2 separate regions of the Mus musculus genome follow, and region 2 is linked to region 1. The links are chromatin contacts, found by Hi-C or POLR2A ChIA-PET in ENCODE. All regions are on one chromosome and are shown on one strand. The core of a region is the stretch at or near the end of the contact, and the rest is flanking DNA. Distances in the headings are between cores, read along the strand shown. Region 1 holds the start of Babam1 (BRISC and BRCA1 A complex member 1). Region 2 holds the start of Ell (elongation factor RNA polymerase II).

Region 1 (6,605 bases), core at 2,828-5,327:
GAGTCAGTTGTGAGATGCCACTTGGATTCTTTGAATCAAACCTGGGTCTTCTGGAAGAGCAGCCAGTGCTCTTAACTGCTGAGACAACTCTCCAGCCCTCTCCACTTTATTCCTTTCTAAATTTTTAGTCATTTATACCTCCCCAACTGAAGCCACCCCCCACTTCAGCCTCCCAAGTAGTTGAGATTTCAAGTGTGCCCACTACATTCAGGAGAATTCATTTTTGTTGTTGTGAGAAGTCTCTGAAAGCTGTGCTAAGCCACGCCCCTAGCCCCTCATTGGAGGATTCTAGGCTGTCACTCTACCCCCCCCAGTCACGCCCACAGCCCTGACTGGAGGATTCTGTATCCCTACTTGTCCTAGTTTTGTTTTGAGACATTTGCCTATCTCGTCAAAGCTAGTGTTAAACTGTGATCCTCTCATCTGAGCCTCTGAAGTCCTTATCATTACAGGCTTGTCCCACCATATCTGGGTTTAACATCACCCATAATCTGTAGGTTTCTGGTCACCTCCACTAAACGCCCCGGGCCACTTCACCCCTCCTCCACCTTCAGGATTATGGTCCACCGCCAGACTGTTCCGCTCACAGTCATCAGATGGCACAAGTGAACGCCTGCAGCAGGTCAGTTCCCCTCAGAATCCACCACACACCAGAGCACACTAGCTTTCAACACCCTGCATACTGTGGCCTTCCCCCACGCGCCTTCATCTCTCCCACTCTGTTCCAGCCACAGTGATCTCAGGATCTGTGGTGGTTCGTGTGAACTTGACATCAACTGGAATCATTTTGGAAGAGGGACCACAATTGAGAAAATGCTCCCCGAAATGGACCTGTGGACACTTTTCTGATTGACAATTGATGGGGAGGGAGGGGCCAGCCCATTGTGGGTGGTGCCATCCCTGGGCTGTTGGTCCTGGTTCTATAAGAAAGCAGGCTGAGCAAGCCATAGGGAGCAAGCCAGTAAGCAGCATCCCTCCATGCCTTGAGGTTCCTGCCCGAGCTTCCCTCAGTGATGGAGTGTGGCCTGAGAGTCTTAAGATGAAATAAATCTCTTCCTCCCCAGTTGCTTTTGGTTGAGGTGTTTTATTACAGCAATAGAAACCCTAAAATAAGTCTGGCATAGCTCACACCTTTAATCCCAGCACTGGGAAAGCAGAGGCAGGTGGATCTCTGTGATTTTGAGGCCACCCTAGTCTACCCTAGTAAGTTCAGGACAGCCAGGGCTCTGTTACACAGAGAAATTCTGTATCCGAAAAAACGAAAAATAAAAAACACCCCCCAAGACAGGATTAGTGTGTGTGTTTGTGTGTGTGTGTAGTGCAACTGACATAGGTAGGGTCTGTAATCCAGGCTAGCCTTGGACTCAGTCTACAGCTGAGAACAAAGTTGGTCTTAGCCAGGGCTCACCTGAGTGGAGACTGTCCCTCTTGGACTTCCTGAGTGTTAAGATCATGGGGTGCAGCCTGCCTGTCTTCCTTGCTCTCCCTCTCACTGTGCTGTCTCTGTTGGTCACTTCCTTGGCACATCTGTCACTGTTCCACATCAGTGTGTCTGCTCCCAAGGCTGGATCTGCCTCTTCCCCAGTCACCAGCTTACCTGTCTCTGCAGAGTCTCCTTCTCTGCCTGGGCGTCCTGCAGTGAAGCCTGAGTGCATGCCAGCTCATCCTCCCGGTTGCACAGGGCTAGCCGCAGCCAGGCGTTCCTCTCTATGAGGCGAGCAGCCTCCTGCTGTCCAGGTCCTGCGTCTTCTTTCTCATCACCAAAGGGCCCCGGAGCCCCCTGGTCTCTGTCTTCTGCTTCCACTGACTTTGGAAAGCTTAGCGAGTGGTGGCGCAAGGCAGCTACAACTGCCTCAAGGGAGCTCAGCCTGCACTGCAAGGTCTCATACACACTGGGTACTGATATCTCAGCAGGGCCACTATCCAGGGGGGCTTCTTGCAGGACCTGGTGGGCTTCCACCTCAGGCTCGCACTGTTCTTCTGGGCTCAAGGATAGAACCGCATGGGATCCCACATCACAACCCTCCTTGATCCTGTGAAGATAGTGGGGGAACCCCAGCCACCTGAGGCTCAGAAGAGACCTGGAGGGCTAACCCTAGGGTCGCTAGGAAGGTAGAGTAGGGAATGAGCGGCATGGCTGGAGGATAAACAGGAAGAGGAGAGAGGCAGGCAGCAGAGGCAATGGGCAGGTGAGTGGCAGGAGGCAGCTTTGTGCAGGGGGGGTGTTGGGGTGTTGGGCTAGAATATAGGGTACATACTAAATGCATCCTACCAGTTCCTTGGGCTCTGAAGGCCAGGACCAAGGTATTCCTGATGCAGCTCAGGTTTAGTCTCGAAGCGTCCATTGTTGGCATCTACTTCCTCTGAGCTCTCAGCTACAGGGTCTAGCTCCCCCTGTGAATGAACCCCGTTTCCCCCCAACACACACACACAGTCTCTTGGCCATCATATCCAGCTCCACCTGTGGAGGACTCCCCTACACCACCACGGGCTCTGAGCCTAGCAGGCCTGGGTTCCCAGGATCCATGGGACTGAGTGTGGCAGGAAGAGGGGCACACTTACAGGCAGAGGATGCCTCCCTCGACGGCTTCGGGGCCGTGTGGCCCGGGCACTCATTGCCTCTGTCACTACAGTCTGCTTTCAGTTCTTGCCTTCGTCACCTTAGAATCCTTGTTTTTTGTTTTTTTGTTTCCTGTAGGATTTTTGGGGTGTCTACTCCGATTGACACATTTAAATATTCATATACCTCTCCAATAGTGCCCACTAACTATCTACTTGTTCCTTACTCCCCCATCCCCCATCTCTACTGGGCATTCTTCTCCCCTCAGCTGTCTGAAGGCGTTTCTCTTATCTGTGCCCCACCCCCCATAGAAGCATTGGGTAGGGACCCTAAAATCCTCTTTCTTCCTACGGCTCTTAGCATCAAACTCCCTCACCCTGGGGGTTGACCCTGCTGCGCTCTTCTCTGCTTCTCCAGAGCACCTTGGGAAAGGCCTGAGATCCAGGGCATATCTCAAGCCATTCTGGCCACTGGCTACTGAGGCTGCGATAGCCAAAAGTGGCCCGGGAGGGGCTGGGAAACAGGAAGCCCCCCTACCCTGATCACATGGACAGTTATTGTTTCGTTTCCTTCTCCAGGATGCCGGCTTCCTCCAGAACGGGAGGAGGATGGAGGACCAGGACCTTTGTCCCGCTCTAAAGATATCAGTATCCCCTTACCCGAGGCCAAACCTTCCATTTTCATTTTGGATTTTTTGTGTCCCCTGTTCACCAGGACTCGCTCTAATGTGAAGGTCTTTGTGTGTGTGTGTGTGTGTGTGTGTGTGTGTGTGTGTGTGTGTGTGTGTTTCTAAAACCAAAAAAAAACCAAAACTGTAGGAGTTGGCTTCAGCATTTGCACAGCTTTTATTTTTCATTACTTTGCTTTACTCATCTTTGTCTGTGGTGGTCCTACTTGTCTCCGAGATCGAACTCAGGCCCCTCAGGATTGGTGGCAAGAGCCTGCACCTGCTCAGTAGCCCACAACGTTTCTCTTCAATGAGTCTGAACTGCTGCATCAGGCGGTTGGAGGCACTGGCAACAATAAGCTTGTCCACAGTGTGTCTGCTGCCTTCTTTACTTTTTCTTTACATTTTAGTTTTTATACAGCGTCTCATTTAGCCCAGCCTGGTCTAAACGCCCGATCTTCGTCTCCGGGTCTCTGGAGTGTTGGGATGACAGGTGTGCACCACCAGTCCTCATCAAGGTACTAGTGAATGAATGCCAACCTAAGTTACATAAGTAACTGAGAAGGCCTTTGGCAAGTCCAAGCCAAGTCCTACCCCGTCAATCATCAAACGGCCCCGCCCAGCTCAGGCTTCTGTCCTATTTCAGCAGAAGCCTTGAGAACCATAGCGTGATTAAACCGGAACTACAAATTACGCCCAATTTTGCTTCTATCCACCACAGATCACACCCACTCCCAGTATTACCCATCTTCAGCCCCATTCCAGCCACTCCAAGCCACACCCCCAGAACGCCTCAGCCTATCAGCTTCCATGTCCCGAGGGCCACTGAACTACATTTCCCAGAAGGTGTCTCGGCAGCGCCGCACAAACTTCCGGCCAGGAAGATGGCGGCTTCCTAGAGTCCTGATTGACTGGCCGCGGTGCCCAGGCTACAGAGTGGAACCTGCGGCACTGTGAACGCGCGTGAGCTTTGTGTCGCCGTGGTCTAACTTCGACCCGGATTGCTGTAGCTCCAGGTTCGTTCTTCTTGAGGACTTAGGGGTGGGGGATTCGAGGTCCCGAGATGCCACCCCTAAAACCGCGCATCCATCGCAGGGTCACTTGGGCTTCCTGTGTTTCCCTAGGGACCGGACCGGCGCCGCCTCAGGGGAAAAGTAGTTTTGGGAAACTTCAACTGTATCTTTTCGGCTCCACAAACCAAGTCTCCCAGGTGTGGGAGCCACTGGAGGCCTTAATGGGTCGAATACCCAGTGACCAGGCAACTGGGGTGTTCGTCCTGTGTAAACAGCGGAAAGCTAAGGATGAACAGCAGTTCAGTTGGAACAGTGCTTGTGGCTCAGTTGGTAAAGAGTTTGCCTAGCTTGCATGAGGCCCTGGGTATCCGTCCCTAGCACCACCTAAACTATGTGCGGCGGTGTACTCCGGCACTTGGAAGGTGAATACAGAAGTACCCGGCCATTATAAGCCGTATAGTTTTAGAGTTAGAGTGCAGCCTGGGCCACATGGAGCTGTCACAAACAAAAAAGAAAACGAAAAAACTTACTTCACCTGAGGGTGGTTTCTGGACACACTGTCTTATGGTAGCATTCTGTAGCCCTCAGAGACTCCTGTGCGTAAGGGGCTCGTGCCCATCTTCTGTCTTCCTAGTAACCATTGTCTTTACAAACTCTTAAGGCAGGATCCTGGCTTCCACTATCCCCCCTTCATCTAACCACTCGGGAACCATGGAGGTGGCAGAGGCGAACAGCCCCACGGAGGAGGAGGAAGAGGAGGAAGAAGAAGGAGAGGAGACGATATCAGAGCCCAGGCCTCACACTCGATCCAATCCAGAGGGGGCTGAGGACCGGGCCCTGGGAGCTCAAGCCAGTGTGGGCAGCCGCAGCGAGGGCGAGGGTGAGGCAGCCACTGCAGATGGCGGGGCAGCCAGTGTCCCAGGAGCCGGGCCTAAGCCCTGGCAAGTACCAGCATCAGCATCTGAGGTCCAGATTCGAACACCAAGGGTCAACTGTCCAGAGAAGGTGGTATGTGAGGGTCTTGGCTGGAGATGTAGGGGATGGAGACCCTCAGACAGGCCACTCCTCTAAATTGCTGCCTCAGTTTTCTATAGGTTCCATGAACATCACACACTTGGTAGCTTAAACGTCACTGAATTTAGATTCTTGTTTTTATTTATTTATTTATTTATTTATTTATTTATTTATTTATTTTTATTTTGTGGCACCTGGACTTCCATTTGTGCTATAGCCATTCCCCCTCCATTCTAGGCAGAGGCTCCACCCCTGAGCCCTTTTTGAGCTCTGCTGGCTAGGACCCACCCAATCTGTAATAACTGTAATGGCTGTAGTCTGGTTTGGTCCTGTACTCTCTTTCTTCTCTTTATGTTTCAGATCATCTGTCTGGATCTTTCGGAGGAGATGTCTGTGCCAAAGCTGGAGTCCTTTAATGGGTACTGTGGCATTGAGTTTGGACATAGGCAGCTCAGAATGCATAGGGTCATTCCTCCACCCAGTAGGATTCAGGTGTTCGTGACACTGACACTTCCAAGGCTGTGTCCATATGTATGACACTCTTAGGAGCCAACCCTAGCTGGCCTCAAGGTGATGGGCTAGGCCACTGTCTAGCTCGTGAAGCTTTGTGTGTACCCCTGGCAGCCTGGGGTATCAGGTGTTACATCTGGACTGGCCTTGGCTCAGGAGCCAGTGGCACACACTTGCCATTATAGCGCTGATGGAGGCAGAGATGGAGGCATCAGGAGTTCAGGGTCCACCTTTGCAATGCAGCTTGTGCTCTAGAGTGTGTTTGAGGCTAGCCTACACTACACAGTGAGTTTGAGGCTAACCTGGTGTATATTGGTGTTCTATATATGAGTGAGACATATTAGAGTGGCTCTCAGGCTGTGGTGCAGCTGGTCCTCCAATGACTGTCTGCCAGCGGAAGACCCAACAGTCCAGCAGTTGTTCAGTCCATGAGACTGGATGTCTCAGCTTCTCCTTAGCAGGCACCATAATCATGAAGAAGTAGGCTCTGATGCCAGTGAAGGAGCAAACTTGCTAAATAGAGCAGAGCAAGGGCAAGCAAGCAAAGTGTCCCTTCTCTCATGTCCTTCACCTAGGCTGCAGGCAGAGGGCCCAGGGTAAAGGTGGATTCTACCCACATCAGAGATCTGGGCTAAAAGTGCATCTTCCCACTTCAAATGATTTAATTAAGAAAAAAATCCCTCTGGGCAGTGGTGGCGCACGCCTTTAATCCCAGCACTTGGGAGGCAGAGGCAGGTGGATCTCTGAGTTCAAGGCCAGCCTGGTCTACAAAGTGAGTTTCAGGACAGCCAGGGCTACACAGAGAAACCCTGTCTCGAAAAAGAAAAAGAAAAAGAAAAAA
Region 2 (6,486 bases), core at 89-2,588, 860 kb before region 1:
CTAGACTCCACCCAAGGAACGCGGAAAAAAAGCATAAATATCAAGCTGAAAGGCCCAAGTTCAAGTGTTAAGGGTTCATGAGTAACACATGTAGCGGCGAGGTTAGGAGCTTGGAAAGATGGAACCGTCAGCTCTTATACTTATGAGCGGGTGGGGAATAGGCCACGTCGGTCAAGCGGTCAGGGATCTTAAGTCAGTTGGGTGGGAAACCCTTGAAAATTGGTTTTTGAAACGCGGCAGCGGCAACTCCTGAATAACTCAGCTTGCCCAGCGGCTGAGGCTTCTGGGGAGGGCCTCGGGAGCTTGGGGTCTGACTATGTAGCCCAGTGCATGAACTGAAGTAGGGCAGACCCTGCGACTGCGGGGGGCGTATCAGTTGGGCGTTTGGCGGGCAAGCGGTGGTCTGGGAAAATCAGCAAGCACGGGGTGGGGGAGTGGCCACGCCTGCTTCATGAATAATACAGCAAGTCGGTAGGCGGGCTTTACGGGAGTTTGGGGGCGTGGCCAAACGCGGAGCGCTTGGGGAGCAGTTCCTCGGTGACGCAGGGTTCCATGGGCGTTTGGGGGCGTGGCATAGGGCTGGTAGAGGAGGCGGGCTTCAACGCGTGTAGGCGTGGCTAAATATGTTTCTTTAAGGTGATTTTTTTTTCACTGGGGGCGGGGTGGGCTCGCTGCATATGAGTGACCATCTAGATCTGGCTGGCAACTGCGAACAAACGTGTTCGTCGTCGCGGCCTGGCAGTCTACCAACACGTCGGAGATCACGGCCAGTTTCTCATAAATAACACACTCACGCGACAGGTCGCGAGGCTGAGAGGGCTTTGCTGGGTTTGGGATGAGGATGGGTTTCCTGCAGTCTTGGGGTCGAGGCTGCCTTCGTCTCATGAATAATGCAGGAGGAGTCGTCAGGTAGGAGGAGCCTGTCTGTGAACTGGCGCACGCGCATGGGAGTTGTTTGCAAGGGAGGGAAGTTTCTTAGAGAGCTCTGAAGAGCTGTTTTAAGGCTATGACTGGCCTCGCGAGACCCTTAGGGAGTGGCCAGTTGCGCTGTGGTTAGTTTTTGAAGGCGGGTTTGGAGCGCGCGGGAAGGCGTGGCTAACCTCTCTTCTTGAATAATACAGCAAGACTCACAGTCTCCGGTCCCGAGAGCGGGCCTGTAAGTGCTTGGGGGCGTGGCCATCTGTGCGGGCCCGAGGCAAAATGTTCCTCAGCTCTGTCAAAGAAGGCACGCGCGCCCGGAGTGGGGCGTGGCTATGCTGGCCTCATGAATAATGCAGCACGTCGGCGGGCGGCGCGGCGGGGCGGGGCGGGTCAGGCCGGCGTGCGGGCGCAGTCGCTGAGGAGGGGGGCGGGGGAGTGATGGTTGCAAGATGGCGGCGCTGAAGGAGGCTAGGAGTTACGGGTTGTCGTGTGGGCGCGTGAGCGACGGCAGCAGGGTGTCGGTGTTCCACGTGAAGCTCACCGACAGTGCTTTGAAGGCTTTTGAAAGCTACCGGGCCCACCAGGTGAGCTTTGCGGCGTCCTGGCGGGTAGGCTGCGCCGTGGGGAGACACTTGCGGGGACCTGTGGGGGACAAGGCCGCGCGTCCACACCTGGCGATACCTTGACCAGCCCCAGTGACATCCTTCAGGTTGGCTCTACTCTTGTCTCTTTTTTTAAAAATAGGTCCTTTCTATGTAGCTCAGGTTGTCCCTGAACTGACGGCCATCCTCCTGCCTTAGGTTCTTAAGTGCTGGGATGACAGGTGTGTTTGGATCCACTCATAGAAGGGGTAGTTTGACAGAAACTTACTGCCTGGCCCCAGATCCTGCCACTCTTGTAACCCTGTTTCCCTGGATATTTTGGACAAGGCTGTTGTGTTTTTCTCACCGACGGAGGTGGTTGTGTTAGCCATGGGGGCTTCCTCCCCTGGGCACTCAGCAGGAGGCAACTGTAGCCACCACACTTGGTCTCTCCATTTTCCACTCTTCATCTGGGAGAAATTCCAGGCTTTTTGGTACTGCCTCCTGGCTTGGGAGTGGGGTTAGGGATCCTGGCTGTGTCCCTCTTTCCTGTGCCTCACTCTGGGTCACACCTTGATGCCCCACCCAAGCCACGGTATCACCCTGCATCCATCCACTGAGACAGAAGTTGCAGGACCCCAGGGGAAGTGGCTTGAGGGTTCATCTTACTAAAGTGACTGGGGTGTTGAGTCTGTGTCTGGGATGTGTGTTTGCCTGTGCTGGCTCGGGGGGTGTTGACGCGGTCGAGTGAACAGAGAGTAACTAGGAAAGAATGTGGTTTTCTTCCTGCCCAGGACATGTGCTGCACCATTGGCCAAGCCAGGAATTTATTCCCCATTCAGTGATCTGGGGAGCCTACCTCTTCCTGCATGTCTTCCCTTCACTTCTTTGAGCCACTTCCTGCCCGTGCCCGGGTTTTAGTTTTTTCCTTCCTAGAACAGGTTGAATCTCTTTGGAAAAAGTCCTTCTTCCCTTGTCAAAAGGGGCAGAAAGTGCCCCTGCAGGTGAGAAGGAAGAGGTGGTGAGGATTTGGGTGGCAGCCACTGAGTGACCAGCCCAGCCACTCTTCCTGGTTAGAATTCCAACCTGTAGTCTTTCCCCTTGGGCCATTCTGACTAGTCCTGGAGAACCAGGGCTTTTCTCAGAAACAGCTGGGCCAGAGCATGAGTCACTGCTGTCAGGTGAACTTGGTACCTGGTGGCAGTCGCTGGCCCTTGCTCTGCCACCCCTACAGCCTTCTCCAGCACCGCTGTCATACTGTTATTTTTAATTTTGCTGTGCATTACATCCCCTATCGAAGCCTGGTCTTCCTCTTGTGAGGGCACTTGTGGAATTGCAGGCCACTGTGCTCGGGCCCTGAGGAAGCCAGTTGTGTCTAGCTGTTTGACTACCAACCATAAGGGACTCTGTGTCTTGTGGCTGACAGCATTCAGTTTTGGGACAGTCCAAACCTGTGTTTATCTGGAAAGCTGACAGGGCACTTACTGGCAAGGCGACTTTGGAGTGTAATCTGTGGTCAGCATCAGAGCTTCACTCTATCCTAGGCTGCTGTCAAACCCATGACTCTTGACTCTAGGTGCCAAGGTGGCAGGCAGGAACCACCACCAGCCCAGCTTCAGAGACGCATATAGTTTGTTTCTTGGGGTTGTTTTGTTTTGTTTTGTTTTTGTTTTTTTGAGACAGGGTTTCTCTGTACCACCACGGCCCGGCTCTGTTTCTTGTTTTTTAAGTAATCCTGGTTGTCCTGGATCTTGCCAGGTAGAACATACTGGTCTCTAGCTCTCGGAGATCTACCTGCCACCTTTATTAGGTTAAAGGTGTGTGCCACAGCACCTAACTTGGATTTACTCTTACTCTCTGAGTGTGGAGGGGTCTGAGCTGAGACAGTGTTAGCTCTGGTGGCAGGAGAGGACAGGTTTGGAATGGTGAACCAGGGGAAGGGACTTGGAGAAACTTGAGTAACTAGAAAGGCACTGGATATCAGCTGATGCTCACAGGGCCAGCACTACCTCTTGTCCCTGCTTTGAGTTGGTGCCACATTAAAAAGCAACCTGTCCAAGTTAGTCTCTTTTGCTTCTCCAGCAGTTAGGTCTTGAGTCTGCCCGGCACTTGCTTACCACTGAGCAGTGCCACCAGCTCTTTTATGTTTCGTATTTCTAGATGGGGTCTCTCTGTGTAGCCCTGGCTGTCTTGGAACTCGCTCTGTAGACAAGGCTGGTCTGGAACTCAGAGATCTCCCTGCCTCTACCTCTGAATGCTGGGATTAAAGTTGTATGTCACTACTTCCCAGCTACTTGCTTTCATTTATTTATTTTTTGGTTTTGTTTTTTTCGAGACAGAGTTTCTCTGTTGTTGTTGGGGTTTTGTTGTTGTTGTTGTTGTTGTTGTTGTTTTTAGATTGCTTTACCTCTTCTGTATCCCAGGCTGGTCTTGAACTCAGGACCTTCTAACCTTAACTTCCCTGTTGACTGTCAAGCCCCAGCATCATCCTATATTTTAGTTTGAATTGCCAGGAGCTTTTTCTTAGCTTCAGGTGTAGCCAGAGCAGGGCCTGGAAGGGAACGGGCTGTGGAAAGGGTCTGTGTAACCTGGTGAAGAGCTACACATGTTGAGGGGAGGGAAGTGTGCGCTTGCCTGTACTGGCACAGAATGCCATGTCAGTTCAAGGTACAGCCATAGGCATGGCTGGAGCCCATCCCACCTGGACCTCTAACATAAAAATAATACTGATAAATACAATGCAGGAGAACTGCCTGTGGGTCCAGGGCTGGGGAGGATGAGGCAGAAGGGTTTGGAATTCAAGGCCAGTCTGGCCTATATGAGACCTTTTCTCAAAGAAACAACCTAAAAGAGTTCTCAAACCAAACTGGTGCTGATGTGACACTTCATCTGTGTGTTTTGGGACTCTGTGGGTGTGACTTCTAGGACACATGAAGAAATATGGTCCCCTCTACCTTCCAGGACAGCCAGTTGCTATTGAGAGGCATGTTCCCAGCCAGGTGTGATGGCGCACGCCTTTAATCCCAGCACTCGGGAGGCAGAGGCAGAGGCAGGTGGATTTCTGAGTTCGAGGCCAGCCTGGTCTACAAAGTGAGTTCCAGGACAGCCAGGGCTATACAGAGAAACCCTGTCTCGAAAAAACAAAAACAAAAAACAAAAAAAAAAGAGAGAGAGAGAGAGAGAGAGGGGCATGTTCCCTGAGAGCCATGAGGTGGGAACCCTGCCTCCACCTACCCCATTGTAGTTCATTGCTAGGTAGGTGGCTCTGTGGCCCCATGCCCTCACCTTGCCCTTGGTGGAGAGGCATGGAGAGGTCAGGGAAAATTGAAGGTTCTAGCAGGGTTAAGAACCTTGAGCATCTGTGGGCCAGCAAGGGTCAACCTCCCCCTTCTTCAGTTTCAGAGTCTCTACCAAGAGTGACTTGTCTGGATTCTGCTGTGGCCTCATATCCCTGGACACTTGTCACTTGCCAGTAGGAAGCTGCCTTCTGGGCCTGTCCTTAACCACTGCCCCCCCCCTGGAAAGAAAAAAAAACAAAACAAAAAACCACCCCTTCCCTGCCTGCATAGTGCTGGCCTTTGGGCTCACAGGCACCGAGATACACCTCATGTTACACCTGATGTTTTAGAATCCTTGAGAGCAGAGATGGACGTGGGAGATCCAGCAGGGTGGGTGTCAGTAGGGAGCAAAGTGCGTGCTACTATGGCCAGAGGGTGCCGGGAGGAGAGCAGGATGCCCTGGCTCTCTGTCCTACACCACAGGGGACATCTGGGAGTTGGGCAGGAGGCCTTAGTTAAGCCTGCACCTTTCTGGTGTGGCTGCTATACCACTGGGGATCCCAGCCTTTCGGAATTACCAGGACCCTGCCCTGGTCAGAATGGACTAGTGGCTCCCACTTTGTTCTGAGGCAGATGAACCTTGAAGCAGCATATCATCCCCTTCCTCCCCAGCTTCCTCAGTGCACAGAGGACTCAGACCAGTCTGCTAGTACCCTTAGAGCACACTCAGTGACTGAGGGGCTAGTCTCAGTGTCTGCTGTGCCCTGCTTGTTCCTGCCATCCATCCCAGTCAGCCCCATAGGGGAGCAGTGTCCAGTCTTCAGGTGAAGTCATGGGTGGTGGTTTTAGAGGCCAAGTTACTTCTCAGGACCTCCAAGCAGGGAGGTGGCTCAGGAGCCAGGCATCACGGCCTCAGAAGGACTGTGGCTCTACCAGGCAGAGTAGAGCATGCTAGTATGGGCATCAGGAATGTGGCAGCCTTTTGCCTTGGGCCTGCTGGAGAATGGGTTTCCTGCGTGTGTTGCAAGGATAGTTCTGAGGCTAAGCCTCTCCAAGGCCTTGAACAAGAAGCTGGAGTCTTGGGGGGGTGACGGGTATGTGTACTGGGGACCAAGCTTCTCCCTAGCTACTGTGACCCTTGACTGTGCTTCCGGCCTCCTTGCTGTGGCCACGGTGACTGTGTGTAAACAGCAGGCACTCAGAACCCACCCCTCTGTTGACTCATCTGCAGGCCAGAGTTCATCACCCTGCAAGCAGTTTTGACAGCACACGGAGATTGTGACATCCTGGCGTCCTTGAGGGAGGAACTACCCAGCACGGAAAACATGGCTACTTTTCCCTGCATACTTTGCTAGTCCTTAGGCCCAAGCCAAACTCACAGGAGACCCAGGGATGGGGCTAGCAGGGCACACACAGGAGTCCTGCTACTGGTTGACCTGGGTGCTCTGAGCCACACAAGTTGGTTTTTTGTCAGCTCTGCAGTCCCATGGGTCACTCAAGAGTGCCCCCAAGTGACTTCCTACCAGAAGGCAGCTATGGCAGATGAATATTTTTTTTCTGTTTTTATTCTTTTTCCTCCTCTTAGATAGGTGTTATGTAGCACATGTAGCACAGGCTGGCCCTTTCCTCTGCTTCACAAGTATTTGGGTGACAGGTGTTTGTCACCACACCCAGTTGTTGTGTCACCTTTCAATAAAAAGAAAAGC

The links. Hi-C counts contacts between places; a loop is a spot of excess contacts on that map. ChIA-PET counts read pairs that join two places held with the same protein, here RNA polymerase II (POLR2A).
Region 2: a map of T-helper 1 cell shows a loop between it and region 1 (6-fold over the local background). The contact joins the promoter of Ell here to the promoter of Babam1 in region 1. A Hi-C loop is called at or near these places in 1 of 37 maps with a recorded cell type or tissue (T-helper 1 cell). POLR2A ChIA-PET finds 5 or more read pairs at or near these places in 1 of 5 experiments (embryonic stem cell).

What each region holds. Positions count from the first base shown.
Region 1 is chr8:71,392,778-71,399,382 of GRCm38, forward strand. Babam1 (BRISC and BRCA1 A complex member 1) reads left to right here and starts at 4,078. Exons shown (of 9, transcript NM_026636.2): 1 at 4,078-4,243; 2 at 4,902-5,248; 3 at 5,615-5,673. The coding sequence starts at 4,952. It overlaps Ushbp1 (USH1 protein network component harmonin binding protein 1), which reads right to left and starts at 3,024. Exons shown (of 13, transcript NM_181418.3): 1 at 2,937-3,024; 2 at 2,563-2,692; 3 at 2,273-2,394; 4 at 1,598-2,033. The coding sequence starts at 2,616.
Region 2 is chr8:70,538,337-70,544,822 of GRCm38, forward strand. Ell (elongation factor RNA polymerase II) reads left to right here and starts at 1,339. Exons shown (of 12, transcript NM_007924.2): 1 at 1,339-1,505. The coding sequence starts at 1,371. It overlaps Gm51534 (a long non-coding RNA gene), which reads right to left and starts at 1,193. Exons shown (of 2, transcript XR_003947400.1): 1 at 1,132-1,193.